4 separate regions of the Homo sapiens genome follow, and regions 1, 2 and 4 are each linked to region 3. A link is a contact called in ENCODE Hi-C or POLR2A ChIA-PET data. All regions are on one chromosome and are shown on one strand. The core of a region is the stretch at or near the end of the contact, and the rest is flanking DNA. Distances in the headings are between cores, read along the strand shown. Region 1 holds the start of WWTR1 (WW domain containing transcription regulator 1). Region 2 has its middle 34 kb from the start of TM4SF4. Region 3 overlaps LOC107986045 (a long non-coding RNA gene). Region 4 overlaps WWTR1 (WW domain containing transcription regulator 1).

Region 1 (6,826 bases), core at 2,895-5,394, 700 kb before region 3:
TCATTGTATATATTTGGACAAAATACTTTCTAACTCATCGATCCAGTTTCCTTATCTTTAGGTCTCCATGAAACAAAACAGCCATATTTGTTGAGTGCTTTATTATGTTAAGCAGGCTTTGTGTTAAGAGCTTTATTTGGCCGGGCGAGGTGGCTCACGCCTGTAATCCCAGCACTTTGGGAGGTGGAGGCGGGTGGATCACAAGGTCAGGAGTTCAAGACCAGCCTGGCCCAAATGGTGAAACCCCGTCTCTACTAAATATACAAAAATTAGCCAGGTGTGGTGGTGGGTGCCTGTAATCCCAGCTACTCAGGAGGCTGAGGCAGGAGAATCGCTTGAACCCGGGAGGTGGAGGTTGTGGTGAGCTGATATTGTGCCACTGCACTCCAGCCTAGGTGACAGAGTAAGACTCCGTCTCAAAAAAAAAAAAAAAAACTTTATTTGTGGCCGGGCATGGTGGCTCAAGCCTATAATCCTAGCACTTTGGGAGGCCAAGGTGGGCGGATCACTTGAGACCAGGAGTTCAAGATCAGCCTGGCCAACATGATGAAATCCTGCCTCTACTAAAAAAATACAAAAATTAGCCAGGCGTGGTGGTGCACGTCTGTAGTCCCAACTACTCGGGAGGCTGAGGCACAAGAATCACTTGAACCTGGGAGGTGAAGGGTGCAGTGAGCTGAGATCAAGCCATTGCACTCTAGCCTGGGCAACAAAGTGAAACCCTGTCTGAGAAAAAAAAAAAGACTTTATTTGCAACTTTTTATTCTTAGAATGCACATTCTACATTTAAAAAACATTTCAATATTTTGTGGCTTAAAGCAATATCCATTTTATTTGCTCACAATTCTGCAATCTGGGCTGGGCTTGGCTGTGCAGCTCTGCTGGTCTTACTGGTGGTCACTGATGTGTTTGCAGTCAGCCGGTGGGGTTGGCTGAGGCTGGGCTCAGCTCAGGTGCTGGGCAGCTGGACTTTTCCCTCTCTCCAAGTATCTCAGGGCCTTTCCTTCTCCATGTGGTTTATCCAACAGGGTAACTGGACTTCTTACTTAGTGGCTCAGGTCTCCTAAAAGTACAAAGTGGAAGCTTCCATACCTTCCTAGGGGATGGGATGGGAAAGGCAGGGAAGTGGCACAACTTCACTGCCACATTTTCCTGGTTAAGGCAAATCACTGGCCCAGTCCAGATTAAGTGGAAGGGGCTACGTAAAGGTATAAATAACATGAGGCTGGGCCATTGAAAGGCAGCAACGCAGCAGAGAGACTACCACAATATTATTTCCAATTTGTAAATGAGTAAACTGTGACTTAGGAATGCTAAGCTACTTGCATAATGTAGCAGATAGAGCCAGCTTCAAATATTGTGTTCTAAATCAAATATCAACAAATAAAATGTGTATGTGTTTTCACCTAGAATCCTGTGGGGTGGGTACTGTTATTGTCCCTAATTTACAAAGGAGGAAACCCAAGAATAGAGAGCTTAAATGTCTTGTCTGAAGTGACTCAGCTGTTTTGTTCCAGAAATTATACACTTATCCACTGTGCTGCCTCTTACGGGCAGTACCTGATACATACAAGACATCTGTAAATGTTATTTAATCTGAAGCTGTTGTTGGAATGGCTGGGACAACAGCAAATCTTTTGAATTATTCACTATTACATCTTATATGCTATTTGGGAACTGGGAGTTTTTCAGTTATCCTGTGTTAAGGGCAATTTCCGTTTCATACATCTACTTTATCTGTTGCACTATCTATTTCTTGAAGCTTGGAAAGAAACGAAGACTGCATCCTTGCCCATCCAGTTCCAACCCAGATTCTCACTGCCCATCTAATTCCAACCCTGATTCTCACCTTTCTTCGGGAGTGAGGACTTTCCTAGAGTAGGGCTGGCCTCAAGTTTTCATCTTTTAATCATCAAGTCAGCCTTGTGACTTCTGAATTAGTATCATTAGGTTCCAGTCACTTCCTCTTGTTCGATAGCTTATTTCCCCTGTTGTTGCAACTGTGATGGCTTCTGAGAGTAGCTTGCAAAGATTCTACTTTCCAAGGAGTGACCTGTGCTAGTTTCCCCTTTCCTTTTGCCAGTCCTATGGGCAGAGGACTTGCTGCACAGAATCCCAGCTACTCGGGAGGCTGAGGCAGGATAATTGCTTGAACCAGGGAGGCAGAGGTTGCAGTGAGCCGCGATCATGCCACTGCACTCCATCCTGGGCAATAGAGTGAGACTCCATCTCAAAAAAAAAAAAAAAAGGATGATACGTGTATGCCTGCCTTAGTCTAAGATGGCCCTAATTTCTTCCAGTCTATGAGGAGTCTGGAATTGGAGCCACCTCCAAGTACAGATAACAGGGGAAGTGGCTCACTTTGGTGGTTCTGTTTTGGATATGGATGCAGCCATTCAGGGAGTGGCCCCAAAATTCTACCTTTTCCGAGGCAAAACTATGAGTGGCCTTGTCTTTTCCTTAAACTTTTCTCCTCCAAGGCAGCTCCAGATTTTAACTTCGACTTTATTTTACCCTGTAAAAATATTAAGGCAGGCTGGGCGCGGTGGCTCATGCCTGTAATCCCAGCACTTTGGGAGCCTGAGGCGGGCGGATCACCTGAAGTCAGGATTTGAGACCAGCCTGGCCAACATGGTGAAACCCCATTTTTGCTTTTAAAAAATACAAAAATTAGCTGGGCGTGGTGGCAGGCGTCTTAATCCTAGCTACTTGGGAGGCAGAGGCAGGAGAATCGTTTGAACCCGGGAGGCGGAGGTTGCAGTGAGCTGAGATGGAGCTATTGCACTCAAGCCTGGGGGACAAGAGGGAGACGTCACTCAAAAAAAAAAAAAAAAAAATTAAGGCACAATACGTGAACTTGAAGAACATACAGTTCTCTTTTATTTAACAAACACTTACGTAACCAGCCCGGTGCTGTGCGAAGTGCTTTACATTGTCTCGTTTGATTTACTTAATAAACTCCTATTTGAATCAAATGGGGTGGAGTAGGGGCTTCCTGGAATTTGGCTTACCTCGCCATCTCCCCCCACCCTTTCCCCTCAGTGGAGAGGCAACCAGAGAGAAAAGAAATTGAGCTGCTCTGAAGGGCAAGGCCTCCTCCTACTTCCCGCAGCTGTTTCGCCAGACTTGACCTTCTTCCCTTAGCTAGAGGCAGGGGGTCTCCATCCCTCGCCCAGATCTAGTTGGTGGGAAGGTGGGTGGCTTTTTTCGGGTCACTGGCGCACCCTCTCTACTTCCAGCCACCTGCTCGGGTTCCATCCCGGCTCCAGGCTCCCCGGAGGGCGGCAGGGACATTCCAATCCTCCCACAACCCTCACGGATGTTGCGGGGGAGGGGGGTGCAATTGCTCTTCTCTTCCAACACCCAGCTTTTTCTTCTCAATCTCTAGTGGCCTGAGTCACCCCCGTAGAGGAAATTAAGGATTGATGAATGGTTTGAAAGTTGTTTGTTTACAACCCACCCGTTGGCGAAGCCGCATCTCCAGTGACAGAGGCACTTTCTGGGCACCGTCTGTGCTCTAGCAGACAATTGAGAGCCAGGCAGCCAAGATGCCTCCTCGCCAGACCAAATATGGTCACAAGAGCTAAGCAGCCTCTCGTGGAAAAGCTGGCCTTGTTGGTGTCTCCCCGCGCCGGGGCGCACCCGGGCCGGCCTTCGGGCAGAATCGCGGGTCAGTGCGGCGCTCCGGGTGCTGCAGGCCTCGGCGCCTGGCTGCAGGGGAGGGCGCGGTGTCCAGGACCGGCCCTTCCTAGGCCTGAGCCCCTCATCCGCGTGCCCTCCGCCACCCCCGGCCTTGGTTTCGGTCCACAACCCCTTGATGAAACAGGCTCAGGCCACTTTCCCTTTGATCCCGCCCCAAGTCCGTGGTAAACTCAAAGGAATGCAGATGCAGGTCTGAGCGGGAGAGGTCCGCGCGGCCGGGAGGAGTGGGTGGGGGGCACCCGTCTCCTCTTACCCAGTAAAGTACCCATCACGCCCAGGGTTTTCTGGAGCCGAGGTGGGAGGAGGAGGAGGAGGAAGAGGAGGGGCGAGCGGGGGCTGGCCGGCTAGGGACTAGGAGGTCATACATAATTCAACAGCTCAACTTTCGGGCCCGCCTCTTTCCTGGGGGTGGGAGTTTGCTCCAAACTTTGTTTATGGGACAGTCCGGGAGCTGCTGCGGCCGCGCTGTCTGCTTCTCCTGCGCCTCCTTTTCGCCCAGCACTAGCGCCTTAGGCCAGCTCGGGGGATGTGAGAGCCGAAGCCCTTAGACTGCCAGGCACAGAGTCGGGTCGGGATTTGTCAGCCAAGCCTCGGCTCCAGCTCCGCAATCTCGGGACTCACCCGAGCGACCCAGGCCCGACGGCAAGTTCGGGCGGGACGGCGGCCGCCGCGCGCTCAGGCTCAGCTTCGCTGCCCGCCCAGGTAGTGCCCGCTGGAGCTCGCGCGCTCATCCGGCACCACTCCAGGGCTCCAGGCTCCTCGGGCTTCCGGAGTCGAGACGTGGTGGAGTTGGCTCGGGCTGAACTTCTTTCGGGGGGCTGCCTGTCCTGGAATCGTGCGACCTTTCCTTTGCCATCCTGCGGTTCAGCAAGCCCCGAGTGCAGTTATTCCCTCCACCCCTCGCCCTATCTTCTCCTCCTCCAGGCAACTTCTTTGCTTCAAGAAAGTTGCATAATTCTCGAGGCCAGGAGGGACCCCTCCCCCATCCTGCTGGTCTTACCGCTGAGTGTCTGGGATCTCCAGGCGGGCAATTATCTGTCTCCTCGTTTCCTTTTCCCTCTATTCTTTCTCCCACCATCTCGCCCTCTCACCCTGTAACCCTCTTACCCACTTCCTCCGACTTTAAATAAAAGGCTGATCTGACCTTCTTTTTGCAGAAGATGAATCCGGCCTCGGCGCCCCCTCCGCTCCCGCCGCCTGGGCAGCAAGTGATCCACGTCACGCAGGACCTAGACACAGACCTCGAAGCCCTCTTCAACTCTGTCATGAATCCGAAGCCTAGCTCGTGGCGGAAGAAGATCCTGCCGGAGTCTTTCTTTAAGGAGCCTGATTCGGGCTCGCACTCGCGCCAGTCCAGCACCGACTCGTCGGGCGGCCACCCGGGGCCTCGACTGGCTGGGGGTGCCCAGCATGTCCGCTCGCACTCGTCGCCCGCGTCCCTGCAGCTGGGCACCGGCGCGGGTGCTGCGGGTAGCCCCGCGCAGCAGCACGCGCACCTCCGCCAGCAGTCCTACGACGTGACCGACGAGCTGCCACTGCCCCCGGGCTGGGAGATGACCTTCACGGCCACTGGCCAGAGGTACTTCCTCAAGTAAGTCAGCCTGGAGCCGAAGAAGGCACCAAGTCACAGTGCCCAACGCGCGCGTGTGTTCGTGTGTGTGTGTGTGTGTGTGTGAGAGAGAGAGAGAGAGAGAGAGAGAGAAAGAGAGAGATGGTGCGTGTCCTTCCACGGTTATTTCACAGATATGGAGAGCTGGAAGCAGGGAGTGAGTCTCTGAGTGTTGGAATTGTAAGGGATCAGAAGCAGGGATCAGAAGCAGTGGTGAAGTTCATCCACCATAAAACACACAGGTGACTTTGCCTTGAATCTGCAGGACTGAAGCCAACTCTTGGGCACAGACCCTTAGTCCCTTCCTTGGCCACTCTAAGTCAGATAGTCCAGAGCCAGGCCCTTTGGGATGTGACACCGAGATAAATCAGAGAAAAGCTGTGAAGCTTGGGGAACAGAGGGACTTTTGGTGAAGTAGGTGGTCTGCAGTTTCTATCTTCTTGGGAAAAGCAAGCTGGAAAAGTGAACAGTGGTTGGTAGGCCATAGTGCTCCCAGCTGGGTGACATAATGACCACACAGCACAGTGATGTTATTAGCAACTGTGTGGTGGAGTAGTTGTGGGCTGGACAAATCAATCGTGTGGAAATTGTTAGGAGTTTTATTACATTAAACTTGTTAACCTAAAATACCATCAAATCACAAGCCTGCTTTGTCACTCTTCTTCCTTTCACATTGTTCCAGCTTTTTGATGTCATGAATTTTACATTAGTTGAAATTTTCAAATTACACCCCACAGGAAAATATATTCTCAAACACTAGAGGAGGTTGTTTCAATTGTGGTACCCTAAGATAACTACATTCCTCAGGAGAAACCAGGCTGGAACTTGAAATGTTCCATTGAGGTCATAGGGTCAGGCTATCAAAGATGGAGGTTGTGCCAGCCTAACCACTTGTTTCAGGATTGCCTGCACTGCCAGTGAGGGAAACTCCTCTCCTAAGAACTTGACTTAGACTTCATTTTAAAGCCCATATTTCTTTAGTAGAGTAGCCTTAGTGCAAAAGTGAAGACACTATGTACAATTTTAAAAGTTTAATCAAGCCTTTCTTTGGCACTAATATTTGATGCTCTGATTGCTATGAGAGAGCCCTAAGAATGAATACACAGTGATGGATGAAGTTTACTATAGTGAGCCCATTGATTCATACCAGTGACCAATTCTTATTACTTCCCCATCTCAAGGCTGTTGATATCTTGTCCAAGGAGTTCTTTTGTTGTTTCTGAGATTGGTGTAATGCTGAGATTCTGAAACAGACTTGATGGTCATTTATGCCACAGCTGGTCTTCTCTGGGTTATTGAGTGATAGTTTGGACATGTGCTCAGTCCTTTGACTTCTAAGTAGCTGGTGGAGTCAAGAATATGATGTAATAACATGACTTTTGTTGTTGTTGTTTGTTGTTTGTTTTTGTTTTTGAGACAAAGTCTCACTCTGTCGCCCACGCTGGAGTGCAGTGGCACAATCTCGGCTCACTGCAACCTCCGCCCCCTGGGTTCAAGCAATTCTTCTGCCTCAGC
Region 2 (6,763 bases), core at 3,776-6,275, 550 kb before region 3:
GTCACCATTAGCAGGCGGCAGGTGGCTTTGTCATGGTGTAGTGAGTGACCAGAGCCTGGCTCAGGGGGTGCAGCCGACCAGGGCTGGGAATAGGATGGGGCATTGCTGAAGGGGGAAGGAGAAAGACATGCAGAATACAGACGTGTTTGTTTCCTTCTTTGCACTGACCTATGTGTCCTTTGGTGAGGAGTTCTATGGCTTTTGAGTCAGAATAAAGTTATTAAGTACAAAGAGAAAAAAAAACAAAAAAAACTAAAGTCATTTTCAGAGCAGGGTTCACAGTAGAGTCAATGGCTCACCTGCCTTAGAATTTCCCAAGTTGTTGGTGTAACTGTGAATTTCTCAGACCTCCTGAACCTGAAAGAGACTGAGGTCTGAGACTCTGCATTTGTTCGGTGAGCTTCCATGTGATTCTGGTGCAGTCAAGTTTGACACCTAAGGAGTAATCTCCAATTTTTTTTTTCATCATGGAGCCCCGATGTATGTATGTTTGCTTGTTTATTTTTTAATGTTATAAATTAAATACAAAATGACTGTTCTAGTGTATTGTGTACATTATAAAACATTCACAAAAATGGAAATTTTTAAAGAATAAAAAAATACATTAAAGTTTACATATGAACTTCCCATGCCACATTTTGGATGAGTATAATTTATGATTAAATGTTATGTAACTGATCCTTAGGGTGATTATGATGGCACAACATTCATTTTCCCAAGTTTGTGGCCCCAACATCAATAGGCAGCAGGATTATCTGCAGAGGTTTTATTTCTGCTTCAATAGCATCACGGGAATTCTCTTTCTTCCCCTCTCCCTGTTTTTCTACCTCTCCACAATATTCACATTTGATGCTGGGAAAAGTTGTCATGTTTACTCTCTTTACCAAGCTGATGCTCCTAGTATTGCAATTTCTTGGTAGGAAACTGAGTGTGGACTGGTAAGGGTGTTGGCATCATATAGCCTGCAATGCCCAGGTGCTTAAGCAAACACAAATATACACCCTTGGGACTACTCCAAGACTGAACCAGTTGCAAAATCATCTCCTGTGAAACCCTGCCTAGAAAAAGCTTTCAATGCATAATTAGACTCTAATCTGGCTCTTAATTTTTCTGGGGTCATGGATCTTTAAGAATGCGATGAAATCTTCAGGCTCTCCAAGGCTGGGAAAAAATAATTCATGTGACCGTAGGTACTATTTAAGAGAGTGTAAACACTTCTGCAGTTCTCAAAGTGTGGAATCTGGGCTGGCAGCATTAGCATCATTAAGGAACTTAATAGAAACGTCCAGCAGGGCATGGTGGGGTAGGTCTGTAATCCCAGCATTTAGGAGGCCAGTGTAGGAGGATAGCTTGAGGCCAAGATAGGAGACCAGCCTGGGCAACACAGCAAGGCCCCATCTCTACAAAAAGAAGGAGGCTGGGTGCAGTGGCTCACACCTGTAATCCCAACACTTTGGGAGGCCAAGGCAAGTGGATCACCTGAGGTCAGGAGTTCAAGACCAGCTGGCTAACACGGTGAAACCCTGTTTCTACTAAAAATACAAAAAATTAGCCGGGCGTGGTGGTGTGCACCTGTAATCCCGCTACTCGGGAGGCTGAGGCAGGAGAATCACTTGAACTCATGAGGCGGAGGTTGCAGTGAATGGAGATAGCACCATTGCATTCCAGCTTGGGCAACAAAAGAGAAACTGTCAAAAAAGAAAGAGGAAGAAAGAAAGAAAGAAAAGAAAGAAAGAAAGAGAGAGAGAGAGAAAGAAAGAGAGAGAGGAAGAGAGAAAGAAAGAAAAGAAAGAAGGAAAGGAAGGAAGGAAAGAAAGAAAGAAGGAAAGAAAGAAAGAGGGAGGGAAAAGAAGGAAGGAAGGAAAGAAGAGGAGGGAGGGAAAGAAAGAGAAAGACAGCTAAAGAAAAAGAAAAAGAAAGGAAAAGAAAGAAAAGAAAAGAAAGAAAAAAAAAGAAGCAATACTCGACCCCCAAGCCTACTGAATCAGCAACTCTGGGGTGGGAGCTGGCACTCTGTGTTTAGCAAACCCCCCAGGACTCGAGTTTGAAAACACTCCAGAACAGTTCTCCAACCTGCTTCCTTATTAGAATCACCTGGTGAGTTAAAAATAAAAAGGACTGATGTCTGATGCCTGGCCTCCAAACTCACTTAATTAAATTAATATACCTGGAAGTGGGGCGGGAATGGACACTGGGATTTTTAAAAGCTCTGCAAAGGAGCTAAGCTCTGTAGACCCAGGCTACTTTTCTCTCCTCCTCCTCCTCCTCCTTCTTCTTCTTCCTTTTAGAGACAGGATCTTGTTCTGTTGCTCAGGCTGTAGTACACTGGTGCAGTCATAGCTCACTGCAGCCTCGAACTCCTGGGCTCAAGTGATCCTCCTGCCTCAACCTCCCAAAGTGCTAGGATTACAGGCATGAGCCACTGCGCCTGGCCCCAGGCTACTTATGACAACTCCAAAACCAGAGCATGATAGCACTAAAGAGGAACTTAGCAACAGCCTGACTCAATTGCTCTCATTTACTGAGAAGGAAACTGAGGCCCAAAGAAATGGGGAGGTTTTCCAAGGCTACACCATTGCTGAGTATCACAGTTAGCACCCAGCTCTCCTTCTCTCCCTGCTCCAGGAAAGGCCACACAGGGAAATATTGAAATCAAAGCACTGTGGAAGAAGCCTGGAAAGTTAAGTTATGCAAGTTTAAAAGTAGCCTGGGAGGTTTAGCGGCTGATCATTGACATCAGCCTCCAGGGGATTTTCCCCTTTGGCCCCATCTCATCAGTACTTGCTGCTCCTTTTCATACAGCTTGGTTCCTTGAGCTTCTCCTTGCCTGACCAGTGGAGTGCAGGAGAGCTGTAGTTCCGCCATTGGACGTCTTTGTGTTGACACTTAGGGGGACAGGCAGGACAGCCAGGTGGTGGGGAGCTTGGACTTGAGGTACAGGTGTCCTAGGTTTAATGCCTGTTCTGCCATGACTAGCTCAGTGTCCTTGGCTTGTTGTGCAACCTCTTCAAGCCTCAGTTTCCTCAGCTTTCAAGTAGGGTGATAATAGCACAGCTATCCCTGAAGGACATGTTTGTACCAGAGTGAGAGCTCTTGGTGGGAAGGTGGGCAGGGGAGAAGGGACAGGATCAGCCCATCACAGAAGGCAGAGATCACAGGGAGTTGCCTTTTCTTTTCTTTTAACTCTGAGGATTATAGAAGCCTGTCTCTGCATTCTGGCCTCTTACACACAGACAAAGTAAAACCACTAAATAGAATGACTTGGGAAATAAAAAGCATAGGAATAAGTGCAGGCTGCTATGTGCAGTTCTCTTCATGAGAGGTGCTTTGAGTAATCATATAAAAATACTGATATTGATTATATTTTAGTTGATAGTTTTCCCTAATTCAGGTGAAATGAACAGTAAAAATTATGCCACTAAAAAGAGTAACACTTTGGCCGGGTGCGGTGGCTCACTTCTGTAATCCCAACATTTTGGGAGGCCGAAGCGAGTGGATCACTTGAGGCCAGGAGTTAGAGGCCAGCCTGGCCAACATGGTGAAAACTTCATCTCTACTAAAAATACAAAAATTAGCCGGGTGTGGTGGTGGGCACCTTGTAATCCCAGCCACTCGGGAGGCTGAGGCAGGATAATCACTTGAACCCGGGAGGTGGAGGTTGCAGTGAGCCGAGATCGTGCCACTGCACTCCAGCCTGGGCTACAGAACGAGACTCTGTCTCAAAAACAAAACAAAACAAAACAAACAACCCCAACAAGCAAAAACAAAAAACACTTTTTATTATTTTCAGTTCTATGTAGGAATCCAAGCATTCCTTCCTAGATGATTTTAGAATTGGTGAGATATCTAGCTCAGTGGTGGAGGGAGTGGACTCACCCTCAGTCAGACCATTTATTTGGCTTTGGATCCTGAATTTCCTATTTGCTGTTTATGGGACCCTGGGAAAGTTATTTATTTTTTCTAAGCCTCACTTTACTTTTATGCAAAATGGGGCTTATCGTTGTTTCTATATCATAGGCTTGTGTCAAATAAAAACAAACATGCACTTAGATAAGGAGAAACACTACTCAAAAGGACTATTGCAATAGGGAAAACACTCCAATCTCAGGAATTTGCAAATGTCTCAGAGACAAACAGAAAAAGATTTTCTTTTATTGGGAGAGGTAGGCAGAGCTTAGCAGAAACGGGAAGTTGGGCAAGCAAGGGGGCAGAGACTGACAGGAACAGTTCTCTGGCTAAGCTGATAATGGGGATTTTCATGCCAGCTCAGGCTTTGGGGCAAGCAGAGCTGGGGCCTGACTAAAGTGTGGTCATGACAAAGCAGAGGGTAAGAAACGGGCAACTGTGAACATGTGGTCAATCACTTGGTCAATCACATCACTTACCAAGGTCTGGGGTTATTTTTATTATGAACGGCCCGATTCCAAAATGCTTGAGCAGCCCTTTCATTTTCCCTTGAGCAGAATAACTTTGTCACACCATCATAACAATGATAACATCCCACTGAGTGAGCACCTACCATGTGCCAGGCCCAGCGCTTGAAAGAGATGCAAACGTTGATGAGATAGTCTCTGAGTTCTCAGTCCAGGGGGAAGAACAAGTTTGGTGACCTAATGTGACACAGGCAATCAGACACGTACAGCGTGTCATGGGAGAATGTGGCAGGTTTTCCGTAGTGTAGAGGTTGAGAAACCCTGACCTAGACTAAGAAACCACACACACACACAGACAAGAAAACTAAAAAGCCACTCTCTTCTCTACATCGGGTACAGCAGTTTGATAATGTGCCAGGCTAAACAGAACTACATTTCCCCAAATTCCCTTTCCTGTGTTTCCTGTTAGGGCGCGCCGCAGGAGGGATTCTTGAAAGTTTTGGAGGCAGAAGAGAAGGAGTATCTGCTTTTTAGCTTGCATGCACGGTTGCTATCCACTGCCTCCCCTCACTGACACAGGACTACTGGGCCTGCAACTGTTCATCTTCCCCAGGATTCTCCTTCAGTGCCTGGGTCTCCTGGGCCAGCCAGTGTGTCTTTAGCTCCGTGACAAAGGGCTCCAGCTTCTGCAGGCACCCATACCGTCAGAGGCAACAAGAATGAAAAGGGTTCCAGTCCACCCTCATGGCTCCAATTCGTGCTTATGGGTTACAGCTTGTTCTTCTCTCTCAGGCTTTACATCCAAATCTGACTGCCCTGTTGATTGCCTGCTCTGTGGACTTCAAGATCCAGCATCAGTCACAAAGACGACTCTCTGACAGAGACTGTTTAACTAGTTCCAACAATTATGTAAGGTCAAATCCCTGTAGCAAATTTGTGTGTGTGTGTGTGTGTGTGTGTGTGTGTGTGTAGACATAGGTATTTGATCTCTGATTGAACCCTGACTGATACATTGGGTTAAAGTCAAGGTCACACTATTAATGTTTCTAACACAGGAAAAGGTAATTTTGTAGAAAGGTGGATATTTGCCCCCCTGGGGCCAATATCAGTGGTCCTCCCTCATTAATTGTTCTAAACCCTGGATGTATTCTTTTCTTCTTTTCTTTTCTTTTCTTTCTTTTTTTTCCCTAAATCATCTTTGGATGCTTAGACTGGGAATAAATTATGGTGTGTCCTAGAATTCTCTTTCCTGCATTTTAAGAGTTGAGTGCCAAGGCAGTTATTCCATGTCGTGGTGACTAAATTGGAATGTACTGCAAGTGTTTTGATTTCTTTTTTATGAGATCAAACCAGAATCTTCAGCCATATCCTGTTGCCTCCTGGTTCTCTGTAGATTAAAGAATCATGTTTGTTTTGGAATGCTCTATTTAACCCTTTGTTTTTTTTACCCCCATCTGGAGATCCTCTAGAGCCTCTGTGTCTTCCTTAATCTGCTCAGAGCAGAGCTGTCCTCAGACACTACTGGGTTTGAACAGTGAGAGGAGAAGCTGGATGTCACTCACACTAACTTTGTTCAGCACCTTGTTATAATGGCTTTTTGCCGACAACTGTACATGTGGCTGATGTGTTTGAGTATGATCCACAAATTCGTTTCATCCCTTTTTTCCCATCATCACCAATAGCTCAGGTCCATCAGCATATTATGTATATGTAGCTGGGTGATATTTTGAGATAATAATTTAGGTTTTGTCTTGCTAGTATTTCTCTTTTTCCTTTCCTCTATTCAAGTGGATTGTTGGCCCTGTGCTCATCAGCCCAGTAGAATGCTAAGGCAGGGTGGAAAATCCCAAGAATGACCCAAGGTAAAGCCTGGTCAATGGCATTCAGAGCTAGAAAGCAAATGTGGTTATAGAAAATATAATTTTAGTTTTTATACTCATGGATCTGTGTACTGAGACCACTCCGGCCTCATGTTTAATTTTCACATAGACATCCACTTTCCTACTTGTTTTGTCAACTCTTTTTTAAAATTATTGTTATTATTATTTTTTTTTAGATGGAGTCTCATTCTGTCACCCAGGCTGGAGTGCAGTGGCATGATCTTAGCTCACTGCAACCTCCGCCTTCCAGGTTCAAGCAATTTTCCTGCCTCAGCCTCCTGAATAGCTGGGATTACAGACACCCACCACCACATCCGGCTAATTTTTGTATTTTTGGTATAGAAGGGATATCACCATGTTGGCCAGGCTGGTCTCGAACTCCTGACCTCAAGTGATCTGCCCACCTCGGCCTCCCAAAGCGTTGGGATTACAGGCATGAGCCACTGCGCCCAGCCTTAAATTACTTTTTTAGGTTTTTTTTTTTAGCCTGTCACTCAGGCTGGAGTGCAG
Region 3 (6,695 bases), core at 1,380-3,879:
TGGGCAGGGGAGATGGGAATGGAGAGGCGGACAGTGACAGCAGTTACTTGTTAGTAGACCTATAAGGTGGGAGAGATGGGAGGAGTAGGCAGTCTTTGTATAACAGTTAGAAGTCAGGATTTTTTTTTTCCACTTCATTTTATTTCAGAGTTTCTGAAACAGTGGCACGTACATCGATAGACAATTTCCTGCCGAAGCATTGAGCAAGACTTTGCCATGGGCCCAGTACTACTGCTGGAGTTCAAAAACTACCAACTCTTGGTCCCCAGGCTGAATCCTGCCTGTGGACAGGGCTTGTTTTGCTCACACTGTTAAAAATAATGTTTTAATTAGTTACTGACTCTCATTTCAAAATGAGAAATTTGATTTAGGAATCATCCAGAGTTCCAGCTTCTGTGAAACTGGCGGTTTAGGAATAGTGGGCTTGCATGTCAGGCCTGGAACCATGTGCTGGAGCTGAGCAGCAGCTCCCCCTATGGATGGGGGACTCCCCTCCAGTTCCTTTGAGTCCTGCCTTGCCTATTGTTGAGGACTGAGTTGTGTCCTCACTTCCTGTCATTCACATGTTGAACCCCTAACCTCCATAGTGACTGATTTGAATGAAGATAGGGCCTTCAAGGAAGCAATTAAGGTTAAATGAGGTCACGAGGGTAAGGGGAAGAGACACTAGAGAGCTCTCTCTCTGCATGCATTCAGGGGAAAGACCTTGTAGGGAACAGTGAAAAGGTAGCTACAAGCTAGGAAGGGAGGCCCCACTAGAAACTCACCTTGATGGAACCTTGAACTTGGACTTCCAGCCTCCAGAACTGTGAGAAAATAAGTTTGTGTTGTTTAAGCTACTCAGTCCGTGCCATTTTGTTATGGCAGCCTGAGCTGATGAAGCCAGCCATGCACCTCACTTACTTTGTGCCTAGCTTCTGAGGTTATCTGTGTCGAGGCCCCTGCTCTATGTGTGGAAGTTAAAAGAGCGAATTATCCTGTTCCTCTACTTTGTCTACTGGCAGAGAAAGTTAGAGAGAGAAATAATTTGTAACAGAGGGCATCATACAAGTGATGTACAAACTGGCATTGGAGGACAGAAGAACTGTCTGTGGCTGGGATGGGAGGGACAATGCCTCTTCATTGTGAGGAGTGAGCGTGTCAGATGGGTGTTCAGAGATTAGGAGGATTTCAGCAAGTGGTGAGGGAATGAAGGGCAGGAGCAAAGGCATCCAGGCATGAAAGTGGATGGTAATCCAGGTTTGACTGGAGTTCCAGGGTACGTTGCAGGTGGAGGGTGTGCAATCGGAGACAGGGCCAGAAAGGGAGGACAGGGTCTGATCAGAGCCCTGAATGCCACGCCATAGGATTTAGTTTAATTCTGGAGTGAATGAGGAGTACCTGAGAAGCTGGAAGAGGGAACCCAGGGGCTGAAAGATATATTTTAATTGATTAATTCTCTGTTTACTGAGAACATCCGTTGTGTCGAGGCACGGCAGATCCAATTGTGGACAAATAGAAGTCAGTCTCTGCCTTTGCGGAGTTGACAGAAATAGATGATTAGATTTATAACAACGTTAGGCAGTGAGGAGTGCTATGAAGAAAATACAGCAGTGTCGGGATAGAGTGTAATACTGTGGGTGCTAGTGTAGATGTGCGTGCTCAGGGAAGGCATGACATTCGGGCATAACCCTGAATGAAAGCGAGAGGGTGAACCATGTGGTATCTGAGAGAATATAATTCTAGATAGAGGGACAATCAAAGTGCAAAGGCCCTGAGGCAAGAACACAATTGTGTTCAAAGAACAACATAGAGGCCGGTCTGGCTAGAGTAAGCAATGAGAAGAATTGTGGGCAAGGAAGTTGAAGTAGTCTCCTAGTCATACACAGGCTAGGAGAAGGGCACATTTTGGACCAGTACACAAATGAAGTCCTCAAACAGAGCTGACTGCGGAAGACAGGGCTTTAGGGACAGGATGAGATGGATTACCCATCTCCCAATCTCTGGATCAATTGTGTGCGGTGGCAGCCCTCAGTGGAGAGGGATAACCGAAGTCCTGTCTCTCCCAAAGTTCAGACCGTCAGCCTATAACTGTCCCCAAAGAAGGGTGAAGGCAGGGACAGGGTTTATCTGCTTCCCTAGCTCAGAAGCCCAGGCGGTTCCACAGGGGATCCGGGAGAATACAAGTGCTCCTCCTCTAACAAGCACCACACTGCCGCTTAATGTTACAGGCCTCTGACAGATGAAATCAAACCTGTTTTGGCCCTAGAGTGAAATGATTTATTCCAGCAAGTGGAAATAGGAAGAGTTGAAAGGCAGTACAGGCCAGAATGTGGGTTGGCTTCGTAGACTGAGTAATGTGGGTTGGCTTGGTGTAATTCGTTTTTGGAATACATTTTTTTTTAAGGTTTAGTGAGGAGGAGGTAAACAATCCTTTGAGAACCATATAAAGCTCTGCCTCCAGCGTGTGATGGTCAGAGAGCACGGTCATTGCCTTTGGCATTCTCTGCTAAGTTTTCACCCTTGGTGTTTTGCCTTTTCCTTCTTGCTTGGCTGGGAGAGTTATGAGCTCCTTAGGAAAGAATGTCCTGCTTTCTCTGTTGGCCCTGCTGAGGGGCAAACATTAAAAAAAAAAAAAAAAAAAAACCATTAGCTGTAAATCTCTGTGGTAAGAGTGCCCTCTTCTGGTTCGGCTTCTTTGTCTTGAGCTGCCAGTTCCCTAACAATGCTGTTTTTAGGCTTCCGATCTTTTTGATGAAATAAACTAGCAAAGAAAAAAAGCAAAAAAATACCATTGAGGATACATTCATTTCACCCAGTGTTTCTAGAACCCCTTCCACAGTTCTAATTCTTACTTGGCCATATTTTCTGAAATTTCGGACCCAGACTTTCTTTGGGATTTACACTTAGCCTTTTGCGAATCCAGAAAAACAGGTAAAAATAGTAGCATTTCAGAGCTTGGAACGGGTGTTGCAATGGGTTCGTCTGGTCACTTTTATGCTTCTGTTTCTATGCCATTTATTAAGTGCCTACTCAATTTATTGAATATTTGAGGGCCAAGCATTCTCCTAGGCCCTCCAAGATCATAAATGAGATACAGCCCTTGCCTTTGCTAAGAATGTCGTGGGAAATATAGATGAGTAACAGAAAATTACAACATCAGCTGACAAATAACTGAGATGTGAACAGGTGGTTATAGGGGGACATGAAGGAATTTCTTTGGTTATTCAAGCCCAAATGTGAGAAAAATCAATGCCTCCTCAACTCGAATTGTTCCTGTAACAGTCACATCTCTTTATGTACTAGATCCAGGGCTCTATGATGAGCAAATCGTGATGGGTTTAATATATTTCTTCTACTAAACCCCAAAAATAATTTTAGATCTAAAAGGGACATGAAAATATGTCAGTTTTCTCCATTTTTTTTTCTATGTCAAGGGAAAAATTTTCTTTTACAAGGAACATTTTGAGAGGCTCTATATATCTAGCTTCAAGTAATTAAAATTGGTTTTAATTGTGGAATACCAATGCACAATTCTGTGTGGGGTTTGCTAGAAATCATAGATTCAATAGAAACAATTTTCCTCCATATAAAGGGAGAGTTATATTTCATGAGACTCTCCAGAAATCATTCTTCCATTCTGGTCTCTTGTGACTTTTCTCTGTGGGCTCTAACCCATAATCTTGCATATATACAGCTCAGGATGTTACTTAGTGTCCCAATGGCCTTTAAGGTTGTATTTTGTTTTATTTTAGAAAATTTGTTAATGAAATTTTCTGTTTTCTTCTATGTCCTGGATCTTTTGCATAAGAAAAGCTTTAATACAAAGTAGGAGAAGGAGATGGGAGGCAGAGAGGAAAGAGAGAATTCATTTGTGAGCTACAGCAGTCTTCCTGTGTCCATCTCTTGGCTATAAATTCAGATAAAACATGTCAGTGATATTTTAGGGGATGCTTCTCATCAGGTATATATGGTGTTGCTTATTTTACTTTATTTAAAATATTTATTTTATTTTTAACTGCCTATGCAAATTTATCTGCATAAATCTGGTCGCTTTTTTCATTTCTTTTTCCAGTATTGGTTTTAACTCTCAATCATGTACTAAAGAAAGGACTTCTAACTTTTAAATTAGAACTGATAAGCTTTCTTTCTCATAGGACATCTATTTCTAGGTTCCAGCTTTGGTTCACTATACCTTGTCCAAAAATATCTTCTAAACTCAAGAATTCCTAAGGGGGCTTTGGAGCGAGAGGTATCCACAAAATTCTTAGATTACACCCTGAGAAACACTGATGTAGGCACTGTTTTTCTGATTTGAAATTAAAAATCTCAAATGGACTTGGAGGAACAGAGGCTTAATGTAGCTCTGAGCCTGCTCAGTTCTGAGCTAGTCTCAGTAACCAACTGTGGCTGGAGACACAAGGGCTGTACATATACACAGATGGCAGGCAATTGAGCTTTTCAATTCTGCTTCCGTTTTTTTTTTTTTGGTAGGAGCAGAGTTGCTAGATCAAGGATATCAGTTAAACATAATGCTCAAAATGGCAGTGAGGAGCAACCAGTGAGGGAAGCGGCAAGACTGACGGGACAGGGTGAAGGCTCCTGAGTTCCATTGGCTCTGTCATTCATGGGTGATGTTCCAGAATGAGCAATGTATGTGTTCTGAGCTTCAGTTTCTCTATCTCTAAAGTAATTAATAGTGTGCTCCTTGGAGGTGCCTCATGGAGAATGAGCAGCGAGGGGGCAAGGGATCCTCACCTCTGTTTCAACTTACCCTTTCAGTTTTTAATTCTATTTTATATATTTGACTTCATCATAAGCTCTTGTCTGAAGAAAGGGTTACCAGCAAAACAAAACATAACAAAAAAACTTTTAAAAATTATTAGACTAAATGATTTCTAAACTTCCTGCTAGCTCTAGAACTATATGGGAGCCAGAATAGTGGTATTTGTTGCTTTTCTGCCTAGTGTCTATAGTGACTTTCTTCTGATTCTCCTGCAGCCATTTTTGTGACTCAGCTTGGCATTGCCAGAGGCCATCACAGAGAGCTTAGGCATTGAGCTAGTCCAAAGGCAGCCAAACAGAGGTGGGCCCTGGTGGTGGCAGCCTTTAATTTCAGAATGAAGCCTCACCTGTGGCTACCCTGTCTCACAGGGTTTTCAGTTACATGAATCAATATGAATCAATGAATTCCTTTTTTTTTTTTTTTTTTGCTTAAGCCATTTAGAGTTGGGTTTTCTGTCACTTGAAACCAGAAGATTTCTAATTGAATTAGTTGGTATTTAAAAGATAATCAACAAACATTTATTGAGATGTCGTAGAGTATAAAATAGAGTATTAAATGCTTGATATAAAAATCAAGGCACTATTTCTATCAATAAAAAATCTAACTTTGCTGTCCTTTGTGTATAGAAATGACAGTCCTGATTTACTATGTATAGGATATTCTCTTTGTTTATATAACTACTGATAAAAACTCCTACTGAAGCTATTAAACTTACAGTCTTGGTCTCACTAACATGTTGGGCTATCTGAACTCATGTGGAGATAGGCAAATCTGCCAAATATGAAACCAATAAAAAGAGATCACAAAACTACAAAGCACAATGAAGGAAACAGGGCTAAAGTTACTTTCCTGTACTGCTTGGTGAGGGCATAGATCGTGCCAACTTTTCCAGGGCAATTTGATGTTATTACCAAAAGCCTTCAAACTGTGGTCTCACTTTGACCTATCAATCTCACCTCTAGAAATTTATCCTAAGGAAATAACTATGGATGTACACAAAATCATAGATACAGAGATGTTCACATTGTTATGGGCTGAACTGGGTCTCCCGAAATTCATATATTGAAGTCCTGACTCCCAGTAGTGGAGAATGTGACTGTATTTGGAGATAGGACTTCTAAAGAGGAAATTGAGGTAAAATGAAGTCCAATGGGTGGGTCCTAATTCAGTATGACAGGTAACCTTATAAGAAGAGGCAATTAGGACATAGACATACGCAGAAGAAAGACCATGTGAAGACACTGGAGGAAGAAAGCCATCTACAAGTCAAGGAGAGAGGCCTCAGAATGAAATCAATCCTGCTGACATTTTGATTTGGGACTTCTGGCCTCTAGAATTGTGAGAAAAGAAATTTCTCTTATTTAAGCCATGCAGTCTGTGGTATTTTGTTACAGCAGCCTTAGCAAACTAATACACACACACACACACACACACACGCACACATACACACACAAAGGAAAACATGTTAAATGTTGAGCAATGGGGGATTAATGAAACACGTTTTGGCTCATCTGCATGATGGAGCTCCATTCCTACATTTAAAGTGATGCTGATGAACACTGTCATGGAAAGCTACTGATGCTATGTCATTATATAAAGCATATTATCCAATAGTATGTATAGCATAATATTTTATTTGTATGTGTGTGTATATATATAAAGTAAATATTAGTTTGGTCTGAGTGGTGATACATTCCTTTATTTGTTTAGGAAAGTAAAAATTTGTGCTGCTGGCTGCTGGATCATGACGTTCCCAAGTGAACACTAACAATGCTTACAGAATATAAACAATGTTCAGACAAGGCCACTCTGTGACTATGTTTGGAACAAGATAAAGATGAGGCCACTCTATAACCATAAAAATGACTAGATACATTCTTCTTTTAACAGAAGTGACTGCTATTTTCTTTCTTTTTAAATGAATGACAAC
Region 4 (6,891 bases), core at 1,393-3,892, 580 kb before region 3:
TTTGCTTTAGACCACTATGTTCTATGTAAGGCTTAAAATGTACTCTAGACAGGGAGGTGTGAAATGAGATTTTAACAGAAACAAAAGCCGAGGCTAGATGAGTCAGGATTGGGGCCAGTATTCGAGCCTCCGTGAATTGAATTAAGGTAATAATTACTTAAACAGTAATGGTTAACAGGAAAGTACTTTGGAAGGAATCTCAGGAATCTATACTCCAAAGCAGAAAACATTCTGATGGTCTATTTTTGATAAGGTATTGTGGGCCCTGGTCATTAATCTGTATGTTCTTCCCTCTTGCAGTGATGAATCACCAACACCAGCAGCAGATGGCCCCCAGTACCCTGAGCCAGCAGAACCACCCCACTCAGAACCCACCCGCAGGGCTCATGAGTATGCCCAATGCGCTGACCACTCAGCAGCAGCAGCAGCAGAAACTGCGGCTTCAGAGAATCCAGATGGAGAGAGAAAGGATTCGAATGCGCCAAGAGGAGCTCATGAGGCAGGTATGGCTTTCCATGGTGTCTGGTGGAGGCTCCCTGGCCTTGGTGCCAAAGCTGATGGGTAGGTAGCTGCTTACCTTCAGGGTAATTCTTCTAGAGAAGAAGAGACAATAGGGCTCAAAGCCCTACTCCAAGCCTCTTGATTAAAATCCAGTTTCTTCTCTCAGTGTTCTGCCTGCCTTTTCAGAACGAAGCTTAAGGGTACAAGGACGAGCTGTATTAGCATGGCTGCCTTTGGCTTCCACTGCTAGTCTTTAGAAGGAGAGAAAGGAGAAAGTAGAGAGACAAGAGTCTGTTGTTGTGTAACAAATTATCCCAAAATGTAGTTGCTTAAATAGCCATTTCATTATATCGCACAATTTTGTGGGTCAGAATTTAGAAGGGGCTCACCTGGGATATTCTTCTGCTCTACATGGCATTGACTGAGGTCATTTAGTGGTATTCAACTGGTAGGTGGGTTGGTCTGGATAGTTCACAATGGCTTTACCTAAGTGGGTGGCATGATGGTGAGGATTGCTGGAAGACTGGGCTAAGCTGGAACAAAAGCCTGGGATCTATGGTGTGGCGATCTCAGAGTAGTGGTACTCATTCCATAGCAGCTGGGTTTTCAAGAAAAAGCATTCTAAGAGACAGGAAGTAGAAGTTGCCAATTTCTTGGGGCCTAGCTCTGGAAACGGTCGTGGAGTCGCTTTTGCCACACTCTCTTGGTCAAAGTAGTCACAGAGAACCCCCCGAGATTCAAGCAGATAGTGGAGTGGATGTTCCTCAGAAGAAATGACAAAGGATCTTGGTCCACCACAGAGCATGAAAAAGAGGGAAGCTGAAGGGAGAATGAGAAGGGAAAGTGGTTTGTATATGGACTCCAACAGAGTGCTCTGCAAAACTGCCTGGGCATCAATCAGGCACTTTTGTACCATACTCCATTCATTCAGTTTTCATTCCGTCAGTCAGGAGTGTGTTGCCGTGTGCCCTCTGTGGGTCAGGCTCAGTGCTGTACTTCAAAAACGAATACAAGAGAATTCCTAAAAGAACCCACAGTGCTCTCCCTGTTTCAGTGGCTTGGTCTATGGAAGAGCAGAATTCTTTCTTCTGTGTTGCTAAACTAATATAACCCATGTTTTCAGGTCTCATGCTTTTTTTCTGGCTACATTTTTGGGGAGAAAAGCTTCAGTTTATTGTTTTAACTTTTCAGACTTTGTTTTGTGACTCACATGAAGCAAGATACATGAATAACTTCCTTTTGCTACTTTAGAGAAATTAGAGAAATAAGTAGTTTTAACATTCCAGAGAACTTTCTTGGAGGAAAGGACCGAGCATGTTAGGGTAAATGCTGTTTTTTTAAAGCTACATTTGATACTTTCAAAAATACACATTGACTTCCATGAATGAATAATGTATTTCTCATCAAATACATTCCAGGATATAAGAAATCTATATTGTGTGAGGTTTAAAATGCATGGTAAATTAAAATCATTTCTCAGATATAGTCTTTGAAAATAAGGAAAATGAATATAAATTGTGCTTTGTTGCTCAGCTGAACTTTCCTCCAAATTTGAGGAATACAACTTAATAATTAGGTAACTACAGTTGTGTCTTTTACCCTGAGGATTTATGTTTGAACTTTCACGGTTATTTCAGGCTAACGGTTGTTTATACTGATTTTAGATATATAGTGTCATGTTTCTTGATGGGAAGTAATTGTATTGTTAATTGTTTTCTGTCTTTGAATAATAATTTTATTTGGAATAATTTTTCTGTTTTATAATGTAAGGTAAATTAAACAGTATCCCAACAGCATTTTATACATTCTCAGTTTTATACTTAAATGAGCTTTAGTGAGTTTTTTCTTTACACAAAGTTGTGACCATTCTGCAAAGAATGACTTGCTTCTCTGTTTTTGCGGGTGTGTTTCTCTTTCTCTTGCTTCTCCTCCTTCTTTCCCACAGAAAGTATTTCTGAAAAGGGGTGGGAAAAGTGCCCCAAATTGTTTCCTTTATTCCAGCTGTAGGTGCCTTTGAACCAGGATGTAGTACTGATGGTTCATATTACAGAAATGCCAACCAAGTTCCTTAAATGCTGATCCTTGGAGGCTGTGGAACGTGGGGCGTTGTGCTGCATCATAGTGAGCAATTGCATTGTTGCATTGTATATGAAGCAGGAGAAAAGATTGTCCAGATTTGCTCACAGGGACTCATGTAGTTCAGCCTTGACTCTGTGTGTGTGTGTGTGTGTGTGTGTGTGTGTGTGTGTGTGTGTGTAGTTAGGAGGAGATGGAATGGTGGAGTGGTTGGTTCTGGTGTTCTGATGCCTTTTTATTTTTGTTAGGGAGTACAGGAAAAGGTCTAAATAGACTTTTTAATCATGGCAGATTTTTTCCCCATGCAGAAGCAGCATGCTCCTGATTGTCAAAGATATGATTTAAGACCATATAATAAATGGCATTGGAGTGTTCTATAATAGTTTTCTGGGGCATTTGCCAGGACACCTGATTATTCAGTATTCAGGTGTGGGCTCTGTGTTTCATCTTGGTGGATTTTTTGAACTCTTTTGGTGATTTTCTGCTTCACTTTTTGAACCTAAGCCATGGCAGCAGCAGGGAAATGGACTGGAATTAAAAGTGATCTTTGGCTCACTTGTTTAGTTGCCTTCCAGCATCTGGTAGGAATTTGGAGAGATGGGGGAAGTGGTGGTTCTGGTGAAATTTAAAGATTATCTGTACACTTCTGTTTGTTCTCTCTGTCCTACCCCTATGTCCTGGGTAGTCAACAACTGCCTGAATATCCCTTGCTCAGTGGACAGTTTGTAATTACACTGGCTCTCCTCTTGCTTGTAGGCGGCCTTAATTGTACAGCCTGTCTTCTTGGGGCCCAGGCCCTGCAGGTAGGCCTAGACCTACCTGCCCTTCTACCAACTGAGCCTGTCTGGGAGCAAGGCCCCAGGCTATGCTCTCTTTCTGTAGTAGAAAGGGAGGTTGGCAAAATTTAATAAGTAGATGAATTTATCCCCTAATTACTAATAAATTATCACGCTGTCTATAGTTTTATCATTCTTGAATGATACGACGAATCTGAAAGATCCCTGTGGAGAATATGCTATATAAATATTGTTTCATTTTTCTTCCTGTTCCTTCTGCTATGCCGTTGTTCCACTAGGCATATAGTTTGATGATGTTGTGCCATGAAAAAAACAACTCCTTGGTCCTTGTTGCATGATTTGATGTATACCACAATGCCAAAGGGTCACCTATTAACTCATTGGCATTGAAATCATGCGAGAACATTAACAAAATGGATCTGAGGAAACTTTGATTACAAATCTAAAGTGAGCCTTCATTATTTCAGTATGGAAGCTCATATTTTTTTTCCTTCCTTCATTCCTTTATCTCTTCATTCATTCAATCAATATTTATTTAGTAGAAAATAACAGACAGGTAAATGGGATGTGACTGCCTTCAGATAACTTGTATTTTTGCAGAAAAGGAAAAATAATTAACTTTAATCCAAGTTAAAGACCAGAAGAGTAAATTAAAACCATTCCCTGCTTCACAGGGGCCCAGTGGCTACCATCTTTGACTTTCATTACTGGAACTGAGACCAGATGCACCTGAGCAGAGTTCTGTGAAAGTGAGCATCAGATACTCCTTTTTCTTTCCAGTGACCCCTCAGGTTACTGGCTACAGAATTAGGATCAAAAGAGCCAGTAAGGTTTGGTATCTCTGCTGATAAGGAATCTTCTGAAGCAGGAGAATTTCCTTAAATGCAGTCCCTCCAATCTAGCATTGGCTGGTGTAGCAACAGAGCTGAGCTACTTGTATCTGATAATTGATGAATTATCTTGGAATGCGGCAGACACTTCAAGTGGAGGGGTACCAGGAATCTAACATGGAAGACATAAAGAGTGCATTTCTGTGAAAGGAAGTCTTTTGTCTGTGATAGAGTTTTCTTTTATTTTTACTGAATTTCCCAAAGGCTGTGAGGCTACTTCAGGTTCACCAAAGAAATGGCAACTCTAGAAAAAAAAAGCAATTCTTATTGAAGTTTTGCTTTCTCTTCATTTTTTTAAGGAAATTAAAATTTGATTTGTTGAGTTTTTTTAAGTAGAAAAAAATTTTAATTTTTGACTAAGCGTGGTGGCTGACGCGTGTAATCCCAGCACTTCGGGAAGCCAAGGCGGGCAGATCACTTGAGGTCAGGAGTTCGAGACCAGCCTGGCCGACATGGTGAAACCCTGTCTCTAGTAAAAATACAAAAATTAGCCAGACATAATGGCGGGTGCCGGTAGTCTCAGCTACTCAGGAGGCTGAGGCAGGAGAATCTCTTGGACCTGGGAGGTGGAGGTTGCAGTGAGCTGAGATCGAGCCACTGCACTCCAGCCTGGGCAACAGAGTGAGACTCTGTCTCAAAAAAAAAAAATTAAAAATATAATTTACTGAGTTACTTTAGTGATTAGCATTTAAAAAAGTGTTTTTGCTAAGTGCAAGAAACCAGACTTCCCCCCAAAACTACATCCTGTATGATTCCATTTATGTGACGTTCTGGAAAAGCAAAACTATGGGGACAGAGAAGAGATGAGCACTTGCCAGGGTTGACAGTACAGAAAGAGTAGACTCCAAAGGGGCAGCACTGAGGAATTGTGGGGCAGATGGCACAGTTCCGTGTCTTGGTTGTGGTGGCTATTTCACAGCTCTACATTTGTCAAAACTCAGACATGTATACCACAAAGAGTGAATTTTACTGTATGTAAACAAAAAGAATAATAAAAGAAAACGAATTGCTACACACAAAAAGACAAAACGTATGTTTATGGTACGGAATGTATAAAATACTAAACAACAAAGAAGGAAATTATAATCACCTATACTCTTACCTAGAAAGAGTGGCTGTAAATATGCTGATGATTTCTTTCTAGTCTTTTTGTATGTATCATGTGTATCAATGTGTCTACTTTGTTTTTTAAAACACAAAAGTGGTAGCATACTTTAATACTGCTTTGTTGCCTCTTCTTAATATATTGGGAAGTCATTTTTTTATTCTGTGTCAGCCATGAAGTTGTGCTGTGACTTTGTATGTACCCATTCCAAAGCGCCTAGAATCCTTTCTACAACAGGCCGTACATAAATTTTTAAATGTCATGAGCCACACACACCCACAATGACTACAGAGTATTCTGTTGTTACAACTGAAAAATTCAACGCAATATTTGCTCAGTATCCTAAAAGGCACAATTGCAACTTTACCAAATGAAGTGGGAAATCGTAGTCACAGGTCAGACATTGAGAAACAGGCTTCTCAATGCCTGTTTATCTAAAAGAACAATTCCTTGACATGAAAACAGGCATATGGCTTTACCTGAAGAGAGTATTTCTTTTCATGTGTGTTATTCATTTAAATATAACGGTTTGGGGCCATCTTTCTGGAAGATTTTAACCTCGAGGACCAGGACCTGGAAGACGAGTAAGTGGCAAAGCCTTGGCTCCCCCTTGTCCCTTCACGGGGGCTGCCTTGTAGAGAAATCATTATTCCCAAAGCAAATTCAGCCCTGCTTTTACCCTCAACCTTTTCTTTCTTTTTTTTTTTTTTTTTAATTTGGGGGTTGGGGGACAGGAGAATGCAGTTTGTCAAACAAAAATGCTGACTAAGCCTGGCCTCGGGTCGCCGGGGCAACAGGGACGAGAAAAGAGGGAGGCCTCGGAATTCTTTTGGCAGGTCTGTGGGATTTCTGCCAGGCTTGACAGCCACCAGGCGCGGCGGGCCAGCTGGCTGACCTCGCACAGCCATCCTGACAGAGGGCTCCTGGAGGGGGACACACCTGGCTGTGAGCAGCACTGGCCTGGGGAAGGTTCTGAGGCCCCCCCCTTTTTTTTTTTGTCATGCAAAGAATAGCTATTTAGCGAGCTAGGAGAGTGTCGTATTGGAGCAGATCATGAAGCATAAATGTAGGCTATTTCATAGCCTTTGCTTCAGAACAGGGGACTATTTAACTTTTAGAAAAGCATTTCATAGCATTAGGTTTCAGAGTTGACTGGGTTAACAGAGGTCACGTAGTCTAATATTTTGTGAATCTATAAATCCCTCCATATAAGCTTGGCTATTTAAGTTCATTCGTTCATATATTTGTTTTACAAATGCTCTAGGCATTAAAAGTACAGCTGTGAACAACAGACCCCAGCCCCTTCCCTCACAGAGCTTCCATTCTAGCTTGTGTCAAGCGTTTTATTTGCTTACATGTCCCAGAAATAATCCATTTTCCAAAATGTCCCAGTGTGCCCTTGTTGTTGAACAATAGTATCAATTCAAGTCTTTTTTTTTCTTTTTCTTCTCTTTTTGAGACACAGTCTCACTTCATCACCTAGGCTGGAGTGCTGTGGCACAATCTTGGCTCACTGCAACCT

What was found. A loop is a pair of places that touch in the nucleus more often than their neighbours do. ChIA-PET counts read pairs that join two places held with the same protein, here RNA polymerase II (POLR2A). Pooled maps may share reads with other maps.
Region 1: a loop to region 3 is called in a map of sigmoid colon, with 3 times the contacts of the local background. The contact joins the promoter of WWTR1 here to the enhancer-like site in region 3. A Hi-C loop is called at or near these places in 1 of 168 maps with a recorded cell type or tissue (sigmoid colon) and 4 of 50 pooled maps. POLR2A ChIA-PET finds 5 or more read pairs at or near these places in 1 of 52 experiments (BJ).
Region 2: a map of PC-9 shows a loop between it and region 3 (7-fold over the local background). The contact joins two enhancer-like sites. A Hi-C loop is called at or near these places in 2 of 168 maps with a recorded cell type or tissue (PC-9 and naive thymus-derived CD4-positive, alpha-beta T cell) and 6 of 50 pooled maps.
Region 4: a map of sigmoid colon shows a loop between it and region 3 (3-fold over the local background). The contact joins two enhancer-like sites. A Hi-C loop is called at or near these places in 1 of 168 maps with a recorded cell type or tissue (sigmoid colon). POLR2A ChIA-PET finds 5 or more read pairs at or near these places in 3 of 52 experiments (AG04450, Panc1 and activated CD4-positive, alpha-beta T cell).

What each region holds. Positions count from the first base shown.
Region 1 is chr3:149,655,343-149,662,168 of GRCh38, reverse strand. It overlaps WWTR1 (WW domain containing transcription regulator 1), which reads left to right and starts at 4,144. Exons shown (of 7, transcript NM_015472.6): 1 at 4,144-4,404; 2 at 4,860-5,293. The coding sequence starts at 4,863. WWTR1-AS1 (WWTR1 antisense RNA 1) reads right to left here and starts at 3,959. Exons shown (of 3, transcript NR_040250.1): 1 at 3,461-3,959; 2 at 1,850-2,791; 3 at 805-1,063. RefSeq lists enhancers at 3,291-3,500, 4,061-4,130, 3,738-4,317 and a silencer at 3,671-3,830.
Region 2 is chr3:149,505,705-149,512,467 of GRCh38, reverse strand. No RefSeq gene overlaps it. Among named protein-coding and RNA genes, the nearest start is that of TM4SF4, 34 kb to the right of the region's middle. RefSeq lists a silencer at 1. Within about 2 kb of position 5,025, at least 10 of the 41 ENCODE cell types and tissues checked have a DNase peak (open chromatin) inside an H3K27ac peak, as active enhancers do.
Region 3 is chr3:148,951,630-148,958,324 of GRCh38, reverse strand. LOC107986045 (a long non-coding RNA gene) reads right to left here. Exons shown (of 3, transcript XR_001740565.2): 3 at 2,237-2,743. Among named protein-coding and RNA genes, the nearest start is that of GYG1, 37 kb to the left of the region's middle. RefSeq lists an enhancer at 313-814. Within about 2 kb of position 2,629, at least 10 of the 41 ENCODE cell types and tissues checked have a DNase peak (open chromatin) inside an H3K27ac peak, as active enhancers do.
Region 4 is chr3:149,535,947-149,542,837 of GRCh38, reverse strand. It overlaps WWTR1 (WW domain containing transcription regulator 1), which reads left to right. Exons shown (of 7, transcript NM_015472.6): 4 at 301-503. Among named protein-coding and RNA genes, the nearest start is that of TM4SF4, 65 kb to the right of the region's middle. Within about 2 kb of position 2,642, at least 3 of the 41 ENCODE cell types and tissues checked have a DNase peak (open chromatin) inside an H3K27ac peak, as active enhancers do.